Regions from separate parts of the Mus musculus genome. Here region 1 is linked to region 2. A link is a contact called in ENCODE Hi-C or POLR2A ChIA-PET data. All regions are on one chromosome and are shown on one strand. The core of a region is the stretch at or near the end of the contact, and the rest is flanking DNA. Distances in the headings are between cores, read along the strand shown. Region 1 holds the start of Cpt1a (carnitine palmitoyltransferase 1a, liver). Region 2 holds the start of Ighmbp2 (immunoglobulin mu binding protein 2).

What was found. A loop is a pair of places that touch in the nucleus more often than their neighbours do. ChIA-PET counts read pairs that join two places held with the same protein, here RNA polymerase II (POLR2A).
Region 1: a map of gastrocnemius shows a loop between it and region 2 (5-fold over the local background). The contact joins the promoter of Cpt1a here to the promoter of Ighmbp2 in region 2. A Hi-C loop is called at or near these places in 8 of 37 maps with a recorded cell type or tissue (T-helper 1 cell, gastrocnemius, heart and 1 more). POLR2A ChIA-PET finds 5 or more read pairs at or near these places in 2 of 5 experiments (Patski and embryonic stem cell).

Annotation. Positions count from the first base shown.
Region 1 is chr19:3,320,744-3,325,474 of GRCm38, reverse strand. It overlaps Cpt1a (carnitine palmitoyltransferase 1a, liver), which reads right to left and starts at 2,174. Exons shown (of 19, transcript NM_013495.2): 1 at 2,101-2,174.
Region 2 is chr19:3,279,919-3,284,910 of GRCm38, reverse strand. Ighmbp2 (immunoglobulin mu binding protein 2) reads left to right here and starts at 1,901. Exons shown (of 15, transcript NM_009212.2): 1 at 1,901-2,210; 2 at 3,323-3,492; 3 at 4,915-4,992. The coding sequence starts at 2,125. Mrpl21 (mitochondrial ribosomal protein L21) reads right to left here and starts at 1,869. Exons shown (of 7, transcript NM_001347420.2): 1 at 1,740-1,869; 2 at 94-151. The coding sequence starts at 1,839.

The DNA of each region.
Region 1 (4,731 bases), core at 925-3,424, 40 kb before region 2:
GCGTCCGGGGCGCTCGGATCCTGTTCCACCGGCCGAGCCCACGCAGGCCTTCCGGAGCGACGCGTCGCCGCTGCCATCCCGGAGTCACCGATCCGCTTTGTCCGAGGACAGCTGTCGCATACAACAAAACAGCCAGCCGGCACCGTGCCTCGAAGGGTTTCGCTGCGAAACCCAAGGGGAAAATAAAGTAAAAATTGCAGCGCTTTTATGAATGGGCAAAATGGGCAAGAGGAATCAGGGTTGGCTAAACCCCGGCCAGCGCCCCAAACTCCCGAGAGAATCAGGCCTGCCGGTTTCGTGACCACTGGGTCAGGGCCAAGCGCAGCGGCGGCGGAAGGGAGGCGTTCCACCCCTCATCTGCAGTCAGGTGGCTTTCTAGCTCAAACTCGAAAGGTTTTGTCTTGTGCAGGAAGCCGCTTCGGCCACTTTTGATACAAAACCTAACCGGAGCTTGATTCCAAAGACGGTTAAGGAGTTCAAAGCCGGGCGTGGTGGTGCTCGCCTATAATCACCGCACTTATGGGTGGGTGCAGGAAGGAGATCGGGGGTTCAAAACCAACCTTGGGTACAGAGCAGGCTGGAGGGCAGCCTGTGTTACATGAGATCCTATCTCATTTTTTAAAAGTAAATAAATAGATAAAAGAGAAAATTCAAGTGTAAGGTTAAGTCTAGCGAGGCTTTAGTTAAGAAAAGCAATAATTTACATGACAAAAGAGCTCCGGGTGCTGCAGCAAAACCAGTCTAGCCCAGGACTCTGAATGCGGACGCTGCCCAGACCTACCTACTACTCTGCACTGCCCCGGAGCAAGCACTGTCCTCCCCACACCACAGTCCTCTGCTTTAGGTCCTCACTGAGTCCTGAGTCGACCGACTAGGAAGGGGGTGGTGGTGATGTATGCTTGCTGGCACAAATAAAAGGCCAAAGCTGTGTTTTAGTCATTTGGCTTGTGGTTTTGACAGTGATAAACACGCTTGAATATCAGGAATGACCAGAAACCAGACGCCTGTGCAACAAAATGCTGTAACTAAATACGCGTTCCGAAAGGCTTCTAAACTCACTTTCATTTTATTTGCGAACTTCCAAAGTTAGCAGTTTCCGACTAAAATCTGTTTTTGGACAACTATTTAAATGCACGGAACGAGAGTCGGCCCAGAGCTGAGAGTACTGAGCTTGATTGTATGTAGCCTGGTTCACACTAGGAACTTTTTAACTCCTTAAAAACTTGAGCGTTCATCTGTGTTCTGTGACATCAACGAAAACCAGACCCGATTCACAATAAGATGAAGAAAAACGAAGGGTACCCGCTGTTACCGCACAGCCTGGTTGCCCAGACCGTGCTGTCCGGCTGTCCCAGGCCAAGTTCGCTCAGGCCAGGTCACGTGACGCCCCCACCCTCCCGGGCTCTGGTCCCGGCGCGACCTTGGGCAGTCTCTGACACCCACCTGCCCTTGAACCCCGGGCAAAACCGCGGTGAGGGGTGCAAAACACTTAAGTCTCTGCGCCAAGGGTGTGTCCCGAAGGCTATACTGCAGGGACCCGCACGAAGAGAGGGCACCGGCCACCTGCCAAGTCCCCTGTGCGAGCATCCTTCCTACTGCCGAGCCCGACCCTCACGGACCCCGAGAACCAATCCACCTGCAGAGTAGCGGGTGGAAAGAGCCTGGAGAACGCTCGGCGTCCACACTGGCCCCAAGCCACCCGCGGAGTGGGGAGTGAGCAGGGGTCAGAAAGGGAGTTGACACTCCTACTGGTCAGGGACCAAGGAGTCACGCCTAATCATAAGCATCTTTCACAGAGCAATGAAGACCCCAAACCCACGCGGTGAGTGAATCCACCGTGGGGCGGGACACCACGAGCCGAGGTCCCACGCGTCCCGAGTGGAGGCATTTTGCCCAGTCTGGGGACCAAGCATCTTTCCTCCCGTCCCGGGATCCCCCAGATCCGTCACTGCGCGGGGGAGGGAGTGCCCTCTGCTTCTCCAATGCGCGGCTCACGCGTACCCTACGGGCACAGTCTGGGTCTCCCTCCACACTCTTAAGAATGACACCCGCGCGCCCAGCCCAGGGCGGTGCCGCAGCGCTGCCCTCGCGGTGTCTTACCGAGTCTGCAGACGGCGGCGGCGGAATGAGCGAGCGGAGTCCGGGCCGGGGCGGGCGAGGCCAGGCTCACCGACGCGCGCCGCGGGTGATTGGCTGAGCCCAGCTGGGCTGCAGCGCGGGCAGGACGGGGCGGGGCCTGGACGGGGCGGGGCTGCGGGGAGGAGGTCAGTAAGGAAACTGAGGCTAAGTCCCGAGCTTGCCAACGGCAGACCTAGGACAACATTCCTTACCCTGAGAGCCTCAGTTTCTTCATATACAAAAGGGACCAACTCATTAAAGCCATGTCCAAAACAGCTCTTTGCACCATACTTGGCTTACACTCGCGGTTTACACTAATCCGCCCGTAAACTTCTCTGCAACCCTGCGGGAGTTATGCTGATTTTGCTCCAGACTTTTGGTTTGTTTGGTTGTTTGGTTGATTATTTTTTTTTTTAAAAAAGGGGAGTGGGACGCTTGGGGTGGTGTTGGGAAGAACGGCTTGTCTAACATCAGAGAATGAAGAAGTAAGCTCAGGTTCCAAGTTTGAGAACAGATGTTTGACATCCGGGGGCAGGTTGGCGCCAGAGGCCAACACACTCATAGTCTCCCTGGGATAAAATCGTCAGGGGGCGGGGGAACCCTCATCTGCGGAACAATTAGGGTGTGTGGGTAGCTCACAATGCCGTGCATTCCTTGCCTGTGTAAGGTCCTGGATTCAAGTCTCTGCGCCCAAAAGCAACGGAATCGAAGTACTCTTTGAACGCTGAGAACGAATAGGTGTCAATAGGGGAGTGATTGGAACCTCGGACAGAGTGGCTTCTGGAGGGGGATCGCTGGCAGCACACGGGGAACGAAGGTTGCAGGGTGAGTTGTGAACAGGGTGTAGAGAAGTCGGGCCAGACATGGCAAAGCACTCTACCCGCCAGATGGGGCGCCCTCCCAGGCTGCAGCTCCAGGCCCTGCGTGTAGCAAGCTCTCCATAAATGCGCTGAAGAAGGAAGAGTCGCAGCTCTGAGGTCAAGCACGCCTGGTCATGGAAGAGCCCTGTTTGCCTCCATCTTTCTCTGCCTTGCCGTGGAAGGGTTCCATAGAGAAAATGAAAGTTCCCCTTGATCCCGCCCCCAACTGTAGTTAACTGTTGCTGTATCTCATCTCCCCCTACACCTCTATTATTTAAAAGGACAGGCGATTGTTGGGTGTAACTTTGAGATTTTTAGTTTATGTGAAGGGACTCATAGAGAATCGGGGTCTTTCACTTGCCTTCATTGTTCTGACACACCCAAACGCCTTCCATCTTCTTAAGCATCCTTATCTGAGCACCTGTTCCTGAGCGTGGAAGCAGAGACCAGTGTGACATGTGGCTGGCACTGCAGAGGTGCTATCTGGAAACACTTTCTGCTGTCCCCCGGGCCTCATCGGCCTCGATGGCTCTAGTGTCACCTCTTGCTGCCCCCTACTTAAGGCTCCTTTTAAGTCCTGGACTGTTGGACTCACCTTAAATGCCCTTCCTTCTCTCCCTAGAACCCCAGTCCTAACCGGTCCCCTCCCCAAGGACACTTCCTCTTTTCTTGGCGTCCTGCTTTGCGTCCCTCTGGATTGGCCCTGTGCCCTGTCTGTCCAGGAGGCTCAGCGGCCTTGACAGCAGGCCCTCCCTGCCGGCCAGGAGGGACAGGAGCAGGGGCGGAGACAACATCAGAAGGAACTCTCAGACACCTCGTGCCTTGGGGAGGCACCATAATGAGCCAGAGCCGCCTGCACCTGGTTTTATCCTGTGGGGACCTCATTTTCCTTCCTCTACCCTCACCATAGCCCTTTTCCCAAGGACTGTAGCTCCCGGAGTGGCTATTAATAAAGAGCTTAACCTCCCCCTCGCCCCTCGGGGTGGGGATGGGGAAGCTTGGGGCATTAACCTAAACTCCCTGAGCGCTGAAAATATACCAGGAACTGGCACCAAGGCTAGAATAACCTTTCTCAAGCTCGCCTGTTTATTTTTCACATTCTTTCTCAGTTTCAATCCCATAGACTGTGCCAGCTGCTCACGATGGATACGTTTGCCCTGTGTGGTGGCTCACATCTGTAATTTCATTACTTGGGAGACTGAGGCAGGAGGATCATATATGAGTTGGAGACCAGCCTGGGTTACAGCGTGAGCCTGTCTCAAAAACCAAACCAAACCAAACCAAACCAAACCAAACCAAACCAAACCAAACCAAAACAAAACAAAACAAAACAAAACAAAAACAGAGTTGGAGGAAATTGCTCAGTAACTAAGTACGAATACTACTCTTGCCCAAGACCACAGTTTGGTTCCCGGCATCCAAGTCTCAATGTTCACAAACACCTATAACTCCAGCTCCTGGGGATCTTGCTCCCCCTTCTGGCCATCATGGGCACCTGCATTTATATGTTCATACATTCCCATACACATTATTTTTAATCTAAAAAACAAACCACAACTGGGGATGTGGCTCAGTATTACAGCGCTTGTCTAGCAGGCATGAAGTCCTAGATCCCATCCCCCACACCACATAAAGAGGGTATAATGATGCACACTTGTGATCCCAGCAAGAAGTTCAAATTGTCCTTGGCCACATATCAAGTTTGAGGACAATGGAAAGAATAAGATAAGCTGATTAATCGTAGGGTTGCATG
Region 2 (4,992 bases), core at 652-3,151:
ACACCCAGCCTCAAATGTAGAGACCTTTTAACTGGAAGGTAACATTTACAGATAAGTGGAAAAATCACCAAACCCACATTTTGATATTTTTACCCTTGTGGATATGAAGCGCTCTGTGAATTGAACCTTCGAGAAGCAGACCAGAGGGAGGCTGTAAGAAGAGAAACATGGTGGGTAGTTACTCTGATGACATGTAAAGATCTGTTGCTAGCATATGGTTTAACCTACTGTATTACAACTTGTCTGTGAACAGTCCAGGGGAGCACTGGGGATGGCTCGGTGGGTAAAGTGTCTGCTATCCCACTGTAAGAACCTGAGTTCAGGTCACCAGCACTAAAATAAAATGCCAGGTACTTCTGTTACCCTAGCACTGGGGGTGGAGACAAACAGATCTTGAGGGCTTGTTGGTTAGCCAGTCTAACCAAATAGCCAGCTCCAGATTCACTGAGAAACCTTTAGAAATAAGGTGGAGAGGGGTTGGAGAAATAGGTCAGTGGAAGAGTAGCTGCCGTTCGTGTAGAAGATAAAGTTTGGTTCCCAGCACCCACATGGAAGGCCTCAAGTGTCTGCATCTCTAGCTCCAGGGATCTGTGATAAACCAGCATACTTCTATCTTAAGCTGGAAAGCCATCTTATAGTAGAGAAAAAGTAGATTCATTTCTGTTTATGATTAAATCTGTTTCTCAAGGATTGGGTTATGCCACACCTTAACTACAAATGGGTTTATACCACCTGTCCCGGAAAACGGCAACTATGCCTTTGTTTCAAAGTTATTATTACAACCTGTTGTTACGACTACCTTGCAACTGCACTTTTGTTTCAGAAGGTTATTGTGACCAACCGGTTACGCTTATGTTCTGCTTCACCCCCATTTGGAAACCTCCTATCCCTGAACTATAGAAACCCTGATTTCAGGGGTGTCCAATGCTGACCTCCTGAACCCTGTCTTAGGTGGAGGCAGCCTGCATACCCAAGTGAAAAAGCTTGCTTTAATTAATTTGGCTACGATGATTTGAGTTGGTGGCCTTTCTCCTATCATCTATGGATTAACATCTGACCCCCTCTTCTGGACTCCAAAGGCACCTTCACTTAAATGCACAGAAAGGACCCTCCCCCCCCCCCCCCGAAACAAACATCACAATAAGTCTTAAAAAAAAATAAAGAAAGAAACTGAAAAGGTCGAACACAACAGTGTCCACCTGACATCATCATCTGGTCTCCACACGGGCATGTACACCCACCTGCACACATACATACACATAACACATACACAAACTAAAAGGTCTGGGTCAACAAAACTAAGGGCACATTACTTGTTATGTTTCAAGATAGACTAACATTAAAATCACTCACTCCTTTCTTCAACGTCATTTTTTTTTTTCCTGATCCGAGGGTGGCTAGCAGCCCGAGGACAACTGTCCACACCCATGCTCTACTTAGCAGCTTCTAACTCGCTTTCTTTACATCCCCATTGTATGACCCTGGGTAGGTCATTTGTCTACACCCATTTGTGTCCCTGTACTATAGGACCTACACTTAAGTTTAAGAGCACTTCTCAGTATTAAGCAATGAACGGAAGGAACCACGTTCTCATCCCAGGTTCTCGTACTCCAAACCCTGTGCCATATTCACGACTCTCATAACCAACACACCAGGAGCCAAGGTGGACTCAGACACACGGGCGGCAGACGGCGGAAGCACCGCTAGCTTCTTCCCTCACCAGGCCTCCCTGGTCTCACCTGATCCGGATCCCTGGGATGCCAAGATGCTACGGCTACACACAGACACCAGCCGCCCGAAGGCGCCCGGCAATGCCGAGGCCGCTATGGCAGCAGCCATGTTTCCACAGTCCCAACCGGAAGCGGAAGCAGCGCGAACCTTGTGCGTCAACACACAAACTCAGTAGGGAACACCTGGAGCAGGGAAACAGGGATCCTACTGCAATCACTGGCTTGGCGGGGAACGCAGGAAACGGACCGGCCGGGAATCCGCGCCCTGGCTGGGAGCGCAGGGCCTTTTGCGGATTCTGGTCCAGTGGGGAACACGGTCCGACTGGAACTCGGGTCCCACAGGACTAAACTGGCCGAGCAGGAAGCATCAGTCAGGGGCTGCATCGCGGAGCAGATGGCCTCGTCCACCGTGGAGAGTTTCGTGGCCCAGCAGCTACAGCTGCTGGAGCTGGAGCGGGACGCCGAGGTGGAGGAGCGCAGGTAAGTTTGGCCGCAGGTCCCAGGCCCTCTGTAGCTCTCCTTAGTTACCGCCTGGAGCCAGTCTAGTGTTGGCTGGGTGAATGGCTAACACACAGAGACAGCCCTAGGAGAAGACCGCACAGCAGCGTCACTTCGGGGCGTCGAGGCAAAAGGATCGGGAGTTCAAGATCACATTTTGGCTACGTAGCCAATTTGAAGTCAACCCGGGCTACAGGAGACCCTGTAGTGAGGCCCCCCACCCCAAGGGAAAAAAAAGAGAGAGAGAGAGAAAAAGAAAGAAAGAAAGAAAGAAAGAAAGAAAGAAAGAAAGAAAGAGAGAGACTTAACAGGATGGTCAGTGCTAGATGGGGAGTGGGACAAGTTTTCTTCGGGATCCAGGGAGTGGGGTGTGCCAGAGAGCAGCTTCCTAGAGGAAAGTTAATGAAGCCTATGTCATGTATGGTGCCTGAGCATTCCTGAAGAGCCATGTTGTTTCAGGAGAATATCTACAGGCCTGCAACAGACAGAGCCACCACTTCTCTATCCCACAGTGCAGTTCCTGTAATGCATTTCCCTAAGGATAGACAAAGGCTGGCGAAGTAACTGACCCAGGGTAACCCACGTGGAGGCAGGACGTGAAGTCAGTCTGTGAGATTACAGATGTGTAATCTGTAGATTGGTTGACTGAGAGTCTGTCAGTCATGATGAGGGAGAGGTTTTGCTGTTGTGGCTGTGTGACTATGGAATTGTGTACTAGGCCTTCCCATACATGTCTGTGAAGGCATGTGATTCCCACACCATGTGCTTGCTGTGAGAATGAAGCGATATGCTTTAAGCCAAACTGGGACCTTGAACCACACTTAGGGTGTTGGTGGTAAGAAGCAGAGAGAGAGTCAGGTATAAATGGGAGGGCCCCAAAAGACAGATGGCAGATGGCAAAGAGACATGATAAGATTCTGTGTTGGCTGACTTGGAGCAAGTTAGGCAGTACCTGTCCCGTGGGGTGTGGGGGAGAGGTAGGATTGGAGTAGAGTGGATCCGGAGTTCTTTTGGGGCATACGTAATGCCTATAAGCAGAACTCCTTTCTCCCTTGTGCAGGCACAGTGAAGCTGTTTTGCTTGGTGTCTTCTAGGTCCTGGCAGGAACACAGTTCTCTGAGAGAGCTTCAGAGCCGAGGGGTGTGCTTGCTGAAGCTTCAGGTATCCAGCCAGCGCACAGGGCTGTATGGGCAGCGGCTGGTCACCTTTGAGCCCAGGAAGTTTGGACCTGCAGTGGTGCTTCCTAGCAACAGCTTCACCTCTGGTACGTGTTCCCTGGGGGCTTGTATCATCCATGGCTGGTGGTCAGATCAAGGCCTGTGCTGTCCGAAGGGCTGGAGAATTGACCCACACAGTCTGTGGCACTACAGTGAAAACCTTCTGGTTACAAACCTGGTGAACAGCATAGCTGCTTTTGTTGCTGTTTTGAGACAGGGTCTGAAATTTCCTGTGTAGCAGAGGATGACTTTGAGCCTTGAACTCCTAATCTTCCTGCCGCTACCTTCCAGATGCTGGGATTATAAGGTTACCAGCATGCCTGACTTTTTGTTGGTTTTTGGAGACAGGAATGTGACTAACTGTATAGCGCTGGTCCTTCTGGAACTTTCTATATAGACCAGGCTGCACTAGAAGTTTCAGTGAGCTTTCTGTCTCTGCCTTTTGAGTTCTGAGATTGCAGATATGCACTACCACATTCGGCTGTTAGTGCTTTTTGGTTGCTCGGTTTGGCAGCTTTCTCTTTGCAGTGCCTGGGATAGAACCCAAGGCCTCTGGCCTGCTGAGCAAGCACTCTGCCATTGCACTGCACTCTGGAGCGTTTTGACTGCACACTAGGGATGCAAGTTGGCCTCAGCCCTGAAAACTGAGAGCCAGCAGCACTGCCTGTGGCAGCCTGTTTTGAGTTGCAGCCTTTGATTATGTTGACTTCATAGACTCTTGTCCCAACAGTTTTCAGTTTCCCTGCTGGGTTTAGAGAAGGTCAGATGAGGGGAGTGGGATGAGGGAACCTGCTGGCAGGTGTCAGACCAAGGCAAACTTGATATCTTGACCTTGTTAAAGAAGCTACCTTCAGCCTGCACCCTTGGCAAATGGGAGCAAGAGTGCCTACCACTGTCAGGTGTGAAGGGGCAGGATGGAGTGTGCACAGTAACCTCTCTGAACCTGTGTGGAGTGACTAGAATGTGAGAATGATGGGTGGCAGTGGTCACAGGAACTGAGGCCTCTGTGTGGAACACCAGCAAGCTGAACTGGTGAGGCGTAGATACCGCTGTTGACCAAATCAAGGGACGTGGCTGTTGTCAGTCTGAAGGACAATCTCCAGGCTCAGTCGTCACTCAGAAGTAGCAATCTTGAGCTGAGTGGGATGTGGGGAGCCTGACACACAGCTCAGCTTCTGCCCTAGGAGTGTTCCTTTTGTTTTTCTGGAGTCGGGGAGACTCAAGGCACAGGTAAGACTCATACCACACATCTGAGTCAGCTTCAGGGAGAAAAGGTCACCAAGCTTGACTGACAACCTGAATTCAGTACCCAGGATCCACATGGTGGAAGGAGGGAACCAACTGCCACAAGTTGCCTTCTGGCCCACACATGTGCACCATAGCACACAGATGGAATAAATAGATGCATAATTTGAAGTATGCTGGAAACGATCACATACCGTAATAACTAGCTGGTGTTGGTTTTGCAGGTGATATTGTGGGTCTGTATGATACTAATGAAAACAGTCAACTGGCCACTGGGGTCCTGACCCGAATCACCCAAAAAT